2 separate regions of the Homo sapiens genome follow, and region 2 is linked to region 1. Evidence: chromatin contacts called from ENCODE Hi-C or POLR2A ChIA-PET data. All regions are on one chromosome and are shown on one strand. The core of a region is the stretch at or near the end of the contact, and the rest is flanking DNA. Distances in the headings are between cores, read along the strand shown.

Region 1 (5,155 bases), core at 1,475-3,974:
ACTGTGTCTTACAAGCAGGCAAAGCCGAGGCAAGGCCGCACGTCTCAGCCTTCAGAGGAGGAGGGACAGGAAGGCCTCCTGAACGCACCCCTGGGTAGGAAGGAGAGGTTGGGCCTAAGGGAGATGGAATGGCGGACGCTGGGAGAAGGGAGAGAGACCCTACTGGCCGGGATGTTAGTGAAGAAAGAACCGCACGAGTAAAGTGGGGGAAGAACTGGAGAGATGGAGGATGGGGGGTGGTGAGATCCAGCCTTGGGCGAAATCCGGCCTCCTTCATATCTCTGCCGTTGTGTGAGCCAAATTGATCAGACCCTGGTCTCCATAACTCCTTTTCGCGTTTGGTCAGCAAATATGTTTCTCCCATTTCTATTGGCCCTTAAGAGAAATGACCAAAAGAACTGGGGACAGACGGTTTCTGGAAGCTGCCCCTGGGCGGAGTGCTGGCCACAGATGTGGAGAATAGCGAGGCTGGAATGGGGCAACTTGTGCGGGGGCAGGCGGGTGGGCGTAGAGGAGGAACCAACAGGGAGGTCTTCCAGAAGGGGGGCTTCAGGCCCAGGGCACACAGTCAGTCCCCCTGGCGAGGGGCGAGCAGGGCCCCCCACGTCCCGCTCGCCCACAGAGGCACTTTCCACTGGTAGGAACAGCGTCTTTAATGGGCCCCGCCCCCCACGCCCGCCAAACCGCCCCCCTTGCGGGCCACTTTGGCCTCCTCCACCGCGGCACGGAGGGCCCGGGCCGGGTCCCCGCGGAGCCGGGCCAATTCTCCGAGCAGCGCAGCGGAGTCGTCCCCCGTACGGAGCTGTCGGCCGTTCAGAAAATAGTGAGGCAACGTCCCGGCCTCGAGCACTCGGCCGAGCTCGTCTAGCAGCCCGAGGCAGCAGGCGCCCGCATTTTCTGGCCGCGCCAGGTAGAGCGCAGGCAGCCGCTCGCACGCCCAGTACAGCAGCGTCCGCAGGAGGTAGGGCGCCGCCGCCCGGGTCCCGGCCACCAGCGGGCGCAGTAGCGCCTGGGCCGCCGCGTGCGCCTGCAGCAGCGGCGCTGGTATGCGCGCTTTGAGCGCCAGCTCCTGGCGGGCAAAACAGAGCTGCCAGGCGGAGGCGCACGGCCGCTCGGTGCCGCCACCGGGCACCAGGTAGAAGGAAGCCGACTCAGAGGCCAGCGGACCGGCCCACGAGTGGCTCCGAGCCCCCTCGGGCCAGCCCGCCACGGACACCACTGGGATCAGGTCGAAGAGCAGGAGGCGGCGAGGGGGCTCAGGGGTAGCCAGGAGGACGGTGGTGAAACCCGCGTGGCGAGCTGCGTGCACCAGACGCGGAGCACCCGGGACAGGGATCAGAGACTCGGCGACCGCCGCCAGCGTAGCAAAGAACCAGGCAGCCACCTGGGCGGAACATAATGTGGGCCACGCTTCCCGAGCCTCCGACGGCTTTGGGACTGGGCTTTCGACGGCTGCCTTGGTGACGTCACTACTCATTGTTTTCAAAGGTGCGGTAGAGCCAAGGTCGACGACGTCATGCTGAGGCGACTCGGACGCTGAAACGTCACTAGGCGATTTTTCCAAAGACACCGGCGCCTCGTGCTCAGTGACGTAGCTGTGCGGCTGGTCTACAGAGCTTTGCCAGTCCTTGGAACTTTCTTCGCTCTCCGTTCGGTGGATCGAATCACGTGCTCCTGGGACTGGGGGTCCTAAGCAATCCTGCCACATCTCCCGGATGGGGGTTCCGCACACCATCTCTGGGAGGCAGACCTGTGCGTAACAGGATTCCAGGTCCAGTTGCAGTTCAGTGCCGTCCAGTGAAAACATGGGCACTAGGAGTGTGAAGCCGGCATCGTAGTGAGGTCCCCGGGCGTAGGGACCCAGGGGTGCATGCCCCAGATCCAGGGAGCCCTCGCGAATCCCACCACGAAGCAGCAAGAGCTCTGCCTGGGGAGGAAAGCGAGGGTCCCGGCGGTGAACTAGACCTAAAAAAAGGGAACGGATCGTGAGGGCGTCGCCCAAAGCCGGGGCGGGGGCGGGGGCGTGGTGAGGCTGAGAGCTGTGAGTTCCCAAAGGCAAGTAGGGTTACTTACCAAGCAAAGAGAAGACAAAGTCCTTGGCCCGGAGGAGATCGGCTCCCGGCTTGGGCCCGTCACTCCAGCTCTCCTGCACACCCAGCTCCTGGATCAGCTGGGTCAATTCCTGCAGCTGCGCCCCGGAGCAGAAGTCGATGTCCGTGAGCGGCCGAGCTGGGGCCGGGGGCGGCGGGCCCCACCAGGGGGCACTCCCCCAGACTGCGGAAGCCATGCGGTTCTATCGCTTTGGGCTGCGGAAAACACGGAAGGGAGGTGGCTTTGCTGCCACAAAGTCGTCCCCGTTCTTCCCTCTTCCTGAGGCCGAGCGAGTGCCCCAGACACAACCTACAAATGGGTCTGTAGATGATGGGTTCTAAATTTAGTCCTCAAAATGAACAAATAAATACCTCTTCTATCCTGGCCCTTTTCTCATAGGCAGGTCCCCGCCCCCATGAACTGGTTCACCGGACTCAGCAGGTAAAAAGTAACTGTTGGCTCCTCCTACGGAATGCAGTAGCCAGCCTCCGCTGCCGCCCCTTGTCTACCTCCCTTTACCTCTTTTTTGGAAGAGGCTTATTAGTCTGCGGCTTCCCCCTTATGGGAAGCAGTAAGGGTGGGGAGCAGAAATAGATTCAACAGGTTACTTCTTCCTGATGCCCACGTGGCCACGCCCCTACATTTTCAGCCACGCCCCTTTCTGGAGGCTGTCGAGGTGGTTTCCGCCGGGTCGGGTCGCCAGTCAGAGCTCAATCACTCTTTTGGCCCTGCTGAAATCCCGCGTTATCCTGGGAGTTGTAGTTTCCCGCTCTACTAGGGCGTGGTAGCCACGCCCCCACATCCTTTCCTGTTCCGCTGAAGTAGTGCCTGATGGAAGTTGTAGTTCCTCTGGAGACAGATTATTCTGTGTCTTTTCACACCCATATCAACCCCACTCAAACATTCCTTGGGGTTTGAGAGGGGTAATAGGATGGCTCTGAGTCGCAAAAAATAATGAGGGATGGGCCGGGCGCGGTGGCTCCCGCCTGTAACCCCAGCACTTTGGGAGACTGAGGCGGGTGAATCACCTGAGGTCAGGAGTTCAAGGCCAGCCTGGCCAACATTGCGAAACCCTGTCTCTACTAAAAATACAAAAATTAGCCGGGCGTGGTGGCAGACGCCTGTAATCCCAGCTACTTAGGAGGCTGAGGCAGGAGAATCACTTGAACCTAGGAGGGAAAGGGTGCAGTGAGCTGAGATTGTGCCATTGCACTCCAGCCTGGGTGATAAGAGCGAAACTCCACCCTAGGGCCTGGGGAGAGATAGGGACCCCTGCCTGGGTGGGGTGGGGGGGGTGCATCTTGGAATCCCAAAAGTGGTAGTGTTAGGCAGGAGCACACAGATGGTGACCCAGAAATGGACGTTTGACTCATAGGAGAGACATACATGTTAGTGATGCCCACCTCAGCTCACTGCTACCTGAGTCGTGGCAGGGAAAACACTTTGGGATCTCAAATTTTTGTTTTGTTTTGTTTTGTTTTTGAGACTGAGTCTCGCACTGTTGCCCAGACTGGAGTGCTGTGGCGCAATCTCCGCTCACTGCAACCTCCACCTCCCGGGTTCAAGCAGTTCTCCTGCCTCAGCCTCCCGAGAAGCTGGGATTACGGCGCCTGCCACCATACCTGGCTAATTTTTTGTATTTTTAGTAGAGACAGGGTTTCACCATGTTGGCCAGGCTGGTCTTGAACTCCTGACCTCAGGTGATCCTCCCACCTCGGCCTCCCAAAGTGTTGGGATTATAGGCACGCGCCACTGCACCCGGCCTGGGCCACGACTTCTTACATTCCTTCTGCCCTTGGTCTGTCTCCAGGACGGGATAGGCCTAAGTCCATGGATAAGATAATTAAGGAGGACATCTAGGAAAATTAGAGGCCTGTAAAAGAAGAGACTCCCCAACTGTAGAGATCAATTTGGCAAGCCCAGGACTCAGGGGTTCCTCGTCACTGACAGAGAGTTTTCTCCTTCAGCAACCAGAGCTGGGGTCCCTGGGAGAAGCGAGAGCACCAAAGCAGCCCAGAACTGCGCAAGTAGGTTCCCGTACACACACATCTGGCTGTGACCCAAGAGGCCAGATCAGGAGAACTGGAGACTGGGCTGTTTCTCACAGTCTGGAGTAACCAGGCATCAGACATCCCTGCATCTCACCTCCTTCCCAGAGGGTGGCTTCCGAGGCACTCTAAAAAGAACTAAGTTCTCTGGACTCTGTGGAAGCTTTGAAGATGTTAAGAATGGGTGACAAGGAATAGTTCCTCTAAACTCTAAAGCATGGCTCTCCAATATAATTTTCTGTGACGATAGCAATGTCCTGAGTTGGTCCTGTCTGATACAGTAGCCACCAGCAGCCACCTGTGGCTGTTGAGCACTTGAAATGTAGATAATGTGGCCAGGCGCCCTGGCTCACGCCTGTAATCCCAACACTTTGGGAGGCCGAGGCGGGTGGATCACTTGAGGTCAGGAGTTCGAGACTAGCCTGGCCAACATGGTGAAACCCCATCTCTACTAAAAAGACAAAAATTAGCTGGGCGTGGTGGTGCACGCATGTAATCCCAGCTACTCAGGAGGCTGAGGCAGGAGAATCGCTTGCTTGAACCTGGGAGGCAGAGGTTGCAGTGAGCCGAGATCGCGCCATTGCACTCCAGCCTGGGTGACAGAGCGAGACTCTGTCTCAAAAAAAAGAAAAAAAGAAAAAGAAAAAAAGAAAATGTAAATTAAAATTAAACAAAATTTAAAAATGTGTTCCGCAGTAACATCTACTTTTTTTTTTTTTTTTTTTTTTGAGACAGAGTCTTGCTGTGTCACCGAGGCTGGAGTGCAATGGTGCGATCTCGGCTCACCACAACTTCCGCCTCCCAGGTTCAAGTGATTCTCCCTGCCTCAGCCTCCCGAATAGCTGGGATTACATGCGTGTACCACCATGCCCGGCTAATTTTTGTATTTTTATAGAGACGGGGTTTCACCATGTTGGCCAGGCTGGTCTCGAACTCCTGACCTCAGGTGATCCGCCCACCTCGGCCTCCCAAAGTGCTGGGATTACAGGTGTAAGCCACTGCACCAGGCCTAATAT
Region 2 (5,203 bases), core at 497-2,996, 280 kb before region 1:
TAAAAATCAAAGTCAGTCCCTCAAGGCACTAGGAACAAATGGGAGTTAAAGATGATGGCCAGGCTGGGTGCGGTGGCTCATGCTTGTAATCCCAGCATTTTGGGAGGCCGAGCCGGGTGGATCACCTGAGGTCAGGAGTTCGAGACCAGCCTGGCCAACATGGCAAAACCCCGTCTCTACTAAAAATACAAAAAATTAGCCAGGAGTGGTGGTGCGTGCCTGTAATTCCAGCTACTCGGGAGGCTGAGGCAGGAGAATCTCTTGAACCCGAGAGGTAGAGGCTGCAGTGAGCCAAGATCATGCTACTATACTCCAGCCTGGCTGACAGAGTGAGACTCTATCTCAAAAAAAAAAAAAAAAAAGATGGCCAGACACCCCACTAATGAGGATTTAGAACCTCTATCTCTGCCCCGGGGTATGAGAACATAAGATAATCAGGAAAAGATCTATCAAGCTGAAGTGTGGTTGCCCAAACCCTCATCCACTCTACCCTCCAGGACCATGAGTGAGTGAGAGAGGATCAAGGAAGGGGTGCACATCCCCCATCCTTTGTCACTGTTCAATCATTCAAGCAAACCAAGATGATTTTCCTATGTACCTCTTTTCCTCCCAAGTTAAATGGAAATATGCTCCTCCCAATCCCACTAAAATCTGCAACATCTGTAAACAGAGAAAAACAGTATTTGCCACCTGGGTCTATCGCTTTGAAGTCCTGAGGGGCAGGAACACTGTTTTGTGTGTACTGAGGTCTCTTAGCAGAGTTGGCTGAGGAACTCTGTGCTAATGGTTAAGATCAGTCAGGATCATTTATTTGACTCAAAATGCCCTGAGAACAGATTGGAAGAAAGAAGGACAAAAGTCATCCAATCATAAATTTCAAATTGTGTCATGAGGAAAAAGCAATTGGGGCACGAGGAAGGTCACAGTGGTGCCTCTCTCAGAAAGGTAGGATGGCAGGAAGCGGGGATCTCGGACAGGTGCTCAGAATCCCAGGCGCAAAGTCTGAGGCGCTGGGCACTCTCTTTTCATTAGGCTGCAGCCTAACGGCACCTGTGGCTCTCCTTCCTCATCCCCACAGGCTGCCACAGGCATTGATCTCAGGTTATGAATTTCAAACTTGAAGGATTTGTACTTTGCTCCAAGGAAAAACGTTCTGTTAGGCCAGCAAATCAATAAAACCAACTACAGCAAGGAGGCTTCCTCCATCAGTCTCCAGAGAAGCATCAAGCTGCGCTTTCCTGCCTCAAACTAGAGCCTGAGGCGCATGCACCGTGGGGTTCACCACGCGATCCCACACCGCAGGCCCCAGGAGGAACTGCTCTGCTAAGTCGGGGCTCACTCTAGTACTAGGAAATACCGCAGGGGCCAGCAGTATTTATCCTGCAGTATAAATCCAGCAGTATTTATCCAGCAGTATTTATACCAGCAGCTGGTATCCTTAAACTGGTTACCAGCAGGCAAATTTCCCCTCAGAATGGCTCTTCCCCCCCAGCTGTCACAACTGCCCCTTCTCCTCCCCCTCCCCCACACAAATATTCCTTGCTCCCTCTCCCTCCACAACTGCCTCTTCTCCCCAACAACTGTCCCTTCCTACCCCGACACTACTGCCCCTTCTCCCCAGCACTCCTTCCCTCCTTCCCTCTGCCCCCGACACACACCTTGCCACGCTGACCCTCCCCTCCCTAGACCGACCGATGGGCCACTCTAAGAAGTTGCCCCTCGCAGCCCTCTCGGGCCGGCGTCTGCACGCGTCCCCATGGCAACCCCGGGCAGGGAGGGGCGAGTGGCCGGTGTGCGGCCCCTCGGAGCCCGCCTCCTCCGCGCAGGCGCCCTGGATCCCTGCTTCGCGGCCCCACCCCGCCCAGGTCTACCCCTCAGGGACCCAGGGCTTGAAGGCTCCGGGACTAAAGGAAAGTAGCCACATCTGGCGAGCCGAAGGGTGCGGGGGGCCTGGTGTCAGGACCCAGCTGGAAGGGCTGGGGCGAGAGACAGTGAGCCACCGCCCCGCAGGACATTGAAAAGGCAGGGAGAACCCAATCGCCCGACCCCGCGCCCAGGTCTGTGCGCCCCAGCCGGAACGGGTCCAGCAGATGGCGCCGGGCGCCAGGCCGGCGAGGGATATTCGCGATGTAGAAGGCGTTCCAGGATTTCCAGGCAGCCGTGGGTGCAGCTGGATCCGGGGGAAAAACCGGGCCTGGAGCACCCTTGCCCTCCTGCTCCTTCCCCCTTCTTAGTTCGGATTGGGGTCTAGGATTGCGGGGGGGCGGCGCGGGGCGGGGAAAGGGAGGGAAGACGGGAACTGGAGTTTTGGGAATCTGAGGATTGGCTTTCGAAGGCATCGCTGGTTTTTGGGGGGGATGAGAGGCGGGGACTCCCTGGGGAAGGTGACCGGGCCTGGGAGGGGCTTCGCTCTCCATAGGAACAAAGGCTGCGTCGTGAGAGAGGAGGCGAGAGGGGAGGGCTATGAGGGCCGGGGTACATCTCCGAGGGTGCCAGGGGGCGCTGCGGGCCGGGGCTGCTAGAAGGCGCCTGGAAGACCGCTGTACCTGGTGCCGGGAGGAGCTTTGGGGAGACCTGGGAAATACAGGGAGGAAGCCGAGTGGGGGGATGGGAAGGCGCCCTCCCTGTTTCCATCAATAGTGCCTAATTAAGACAAAGCCAGCAGCGAGCCCACTGATTACATTTCCATGAGGAGCGAAATTTATGACATTTTCTTTGCTGGATGAGGAGAAGAGAAGCTGGCACCTCAGTTCCCCCATTTTCTGTTTGGCGTTCACACCTAACAGATCTCATTATGCCAGCCTGGCACTACCAGGAGTGGCAGTCCCTGGTACTCCTGAAGAGCAAGTGGATTAACCACACCCTATCCCAGCGCTGACCTCACCCTCCCACCTACCGTATCTTTATTCCCAGAAGTGTCAACCCTTTCCCTCCCCCCGACCCCCAATAATTCCTCCTGCCCAGCCAGACTCCTGTTGCTGACAGCAGGAATGGAAGGAGAGGAGTACCGCCCACCCCAAAACCAGCTGCACAGCTAGCACAGCTAAGATGGAACGTGGAGGTGTTCCTCTAGCCAGATAGGCCATGGGTGGCAGACAGAGGTGATGTGGTTGGCCAGAACCCCTAGGGAAAAGTCCCAAAGGAGTGAAAATTTGCTGGAGGCGTGGGGTGGGGAGCCTCAGGGGCAAGGTTCATGGGTCCCTCGGGGAAAGGAACTTTGCACAGACCCCATTTCTTTTCTTAAACCCCCCTCCCCAACTGTGGCTGTGCCTACGGATCCCAGCCCCCCACATTATGCTAAATAGGTAATCAAACATCTCGCTTTGCTAATTACTGCTCAATCCGATTAAACGCTGCTGAAGCTCATCAACAGAGGTGGAGGTAGGGGGAAGGGACGAAGGCGGGGCAACCACAGCTAGCTATGATGGGGGTCTTTTCCCCAGGGGCTCTTCGGGGCTAGAGAAACAGCCAGGGTTGCAAGACCGTGTACATCCCAAAGGAAAGGGCAGAAGAGTTGTGACCTCGAGCCTCAGCCTTGCTGCACCTCCCAGCCACGGCCCTTTTCCTCCTCCCAGAACCTTCATTACCCTCCGAACCCAGGCATCCGGCCATTCCCACAGCTCCCCACACACATCCCTGTCCCAGATTTAATAAGTTCTGTTCCCTCATTGTCAATATTTGATTTCTCAGAGCCATCTCCACGGAGAGGGGGGTGGGGGATCTTTCCTTGCCTCCCCCCTACTTTGGCCCTCTTTTGCCCACCCCCAGTCTCTTTGTGCCCCCAACCTTCTCTGAACTTGCTGACTTAATGAAATGATATTAAAGTCTTAAGCAACTCCAAAAGAATGGTTGTTATGGTGAAGGGAGTGGGCAGGACGCCTGGGTCCCGGAGGGGAGCAAAGGCTGAGGAGGGGGAAAGGGAGCCAGAGGCTAAGGTCTAGAGACCCCAGTCCCTAGTGGGGAACAGCAGATTTGGGGTGAGCTGGGGGCCAGACCTCTGGATCTTGGCTGGAAGCAGGGGATGAGGACTGGGGGCTAGGAGAAGGTGGAAAGAGAGGTCCATTCCAGGGGTCAGGGTCTCGGCCTGCTGTCCGGATCATTCATCAGAGACAGAGGCCAGGGGAGACAGGGCCTCTATGCCAGCAGCCTCCCTGCCGGCTGTGCCCTGGGCTGGTCCCGTGAGAACCAGAGTAGATTACTCTACAGCCTGACTCATCCTTCTCCCCCAGCAGCCCCCCACAGGTGATTTGTAGCTGATGCCCCCACGATGGTAGGGGCCAGGATAGTCATTCCATGACATGAAGAACTGAGAGCTTCCAGGACAGAAGAGAACAGAGGCCAAGGGAAAGGAAGCCAAGCACCCCCCTTCACCTCCCCCCACCCATCCCCATCTCCCCTGGGGACCCTGGCCCAGCCCCAGTCCCCTTGGGGTGGTGGGAATGCAAGGACATTTGGCTGGGGCTGATTGATGAGGGAGGAGGCAGCCACCGGGCACTGAGGCTGCTGTTTGCTGAGCACACAGATTCCTCCCAACTCACCAGCTGCTACCCCCTGAAGCAGCTCAGTCTCCCCCCGACATCACCCCGCCAGCCACTGGGGTTGCGGTGCCTGAGTTTCTGATGGCAACTGGAGGAAGAGGGAGAACCAGAAAACTGAACACTTCGATTCCCTGTGGGAATTGGGGTACCTGGGGCCTGGTCCCCTCAGAACTCCCTTCAGAACTCCACTTTCCCTGCTACCTTTCAAGTAGCTCTCTGGCTGCCCAGTTGTCATTCCCATTCATTCTGTGTCCCTTTTCCTTCCCCCACCCAACTCTGAGCCTATGCCAGACAGCCTCCTGCCTCCAAACCACCGTGTGACATTTCTCCCAGGTCTCAAAACTCTCCCAAGCCCCATGTCCACGGTGGCCCATATAGCCCCTTAGGAAGGGCCATTTTTCATTCTAATTAAAATTCCAGATATGATGTCAACCATTCCGCATCAGAAATTCCCACTGCAAGGCCAGGCACAGTGGCTCACATCTGTAATTCCAGCACTTTGGGAAGCTGAGGTGGGTGGATCACCTGAGGTCGGGAGTTCAAGACCAGCCTGGCCAATGTGGTGAAACCCCATCTCTACTAAAAATACAAAAAATTAGCCGGGCGTGGTGGCACATGCCTGTAGTCCCAGCTACTCGGGAGGCTGAGGCACGAGAATTGCACCA

Evidence for each region. A loop is a pair of places that touch in the nucleus more often than their neighbours do. ChIA-PET counts read pairs that join two places held with the same protein, here RNA polymerase II (POLR2A). Pooled maps may share reads with other maps.
Region 2: a loop to region 1 is called in a pooled map, with 2.4 times the contacts of the local background. The contact joins the promoter of DNAH2 here to the promoter of TMEM102 in region 1. A Hi-C loop is called at or near these places in 1 of 50 pooled maps. POLR2A ChIA-PET finds 5 or more read pairs at or near these places in 3 of 52 experiments (PC-9, WTC11 and activated CD4-positive, alpha-beta T cell).

Annotation. Positions count from the first base shown.
Region 1 is chr17:7,433,004-7,438,158 of GRCh38, reverse strand. TMEM102 (transmembrane protein 102) reads right to left here and starts at 2,724. Exons shown (of 3, transcript NM_178518.3): 1 at 2,463-2,724; 2 at 2,074-2,306; 3 at 480-1,965. The coding sequence starts at 2,287. The coding sequence ends at 653. RefSeq lists enhancers at 14-113, 910-1,819, 2,871-3,040 and a silencer at 895-1,174.
Region 2 is chr17:7,714,287-7,719,489 of GRCh38, reverse strand. It overlaps DNAH2 (dynein axonemal heavy chain 2), which reads right to left and starts at 1,746. Exons shown (of 86, transcript NM_020877.5): 1 at 691-1,746.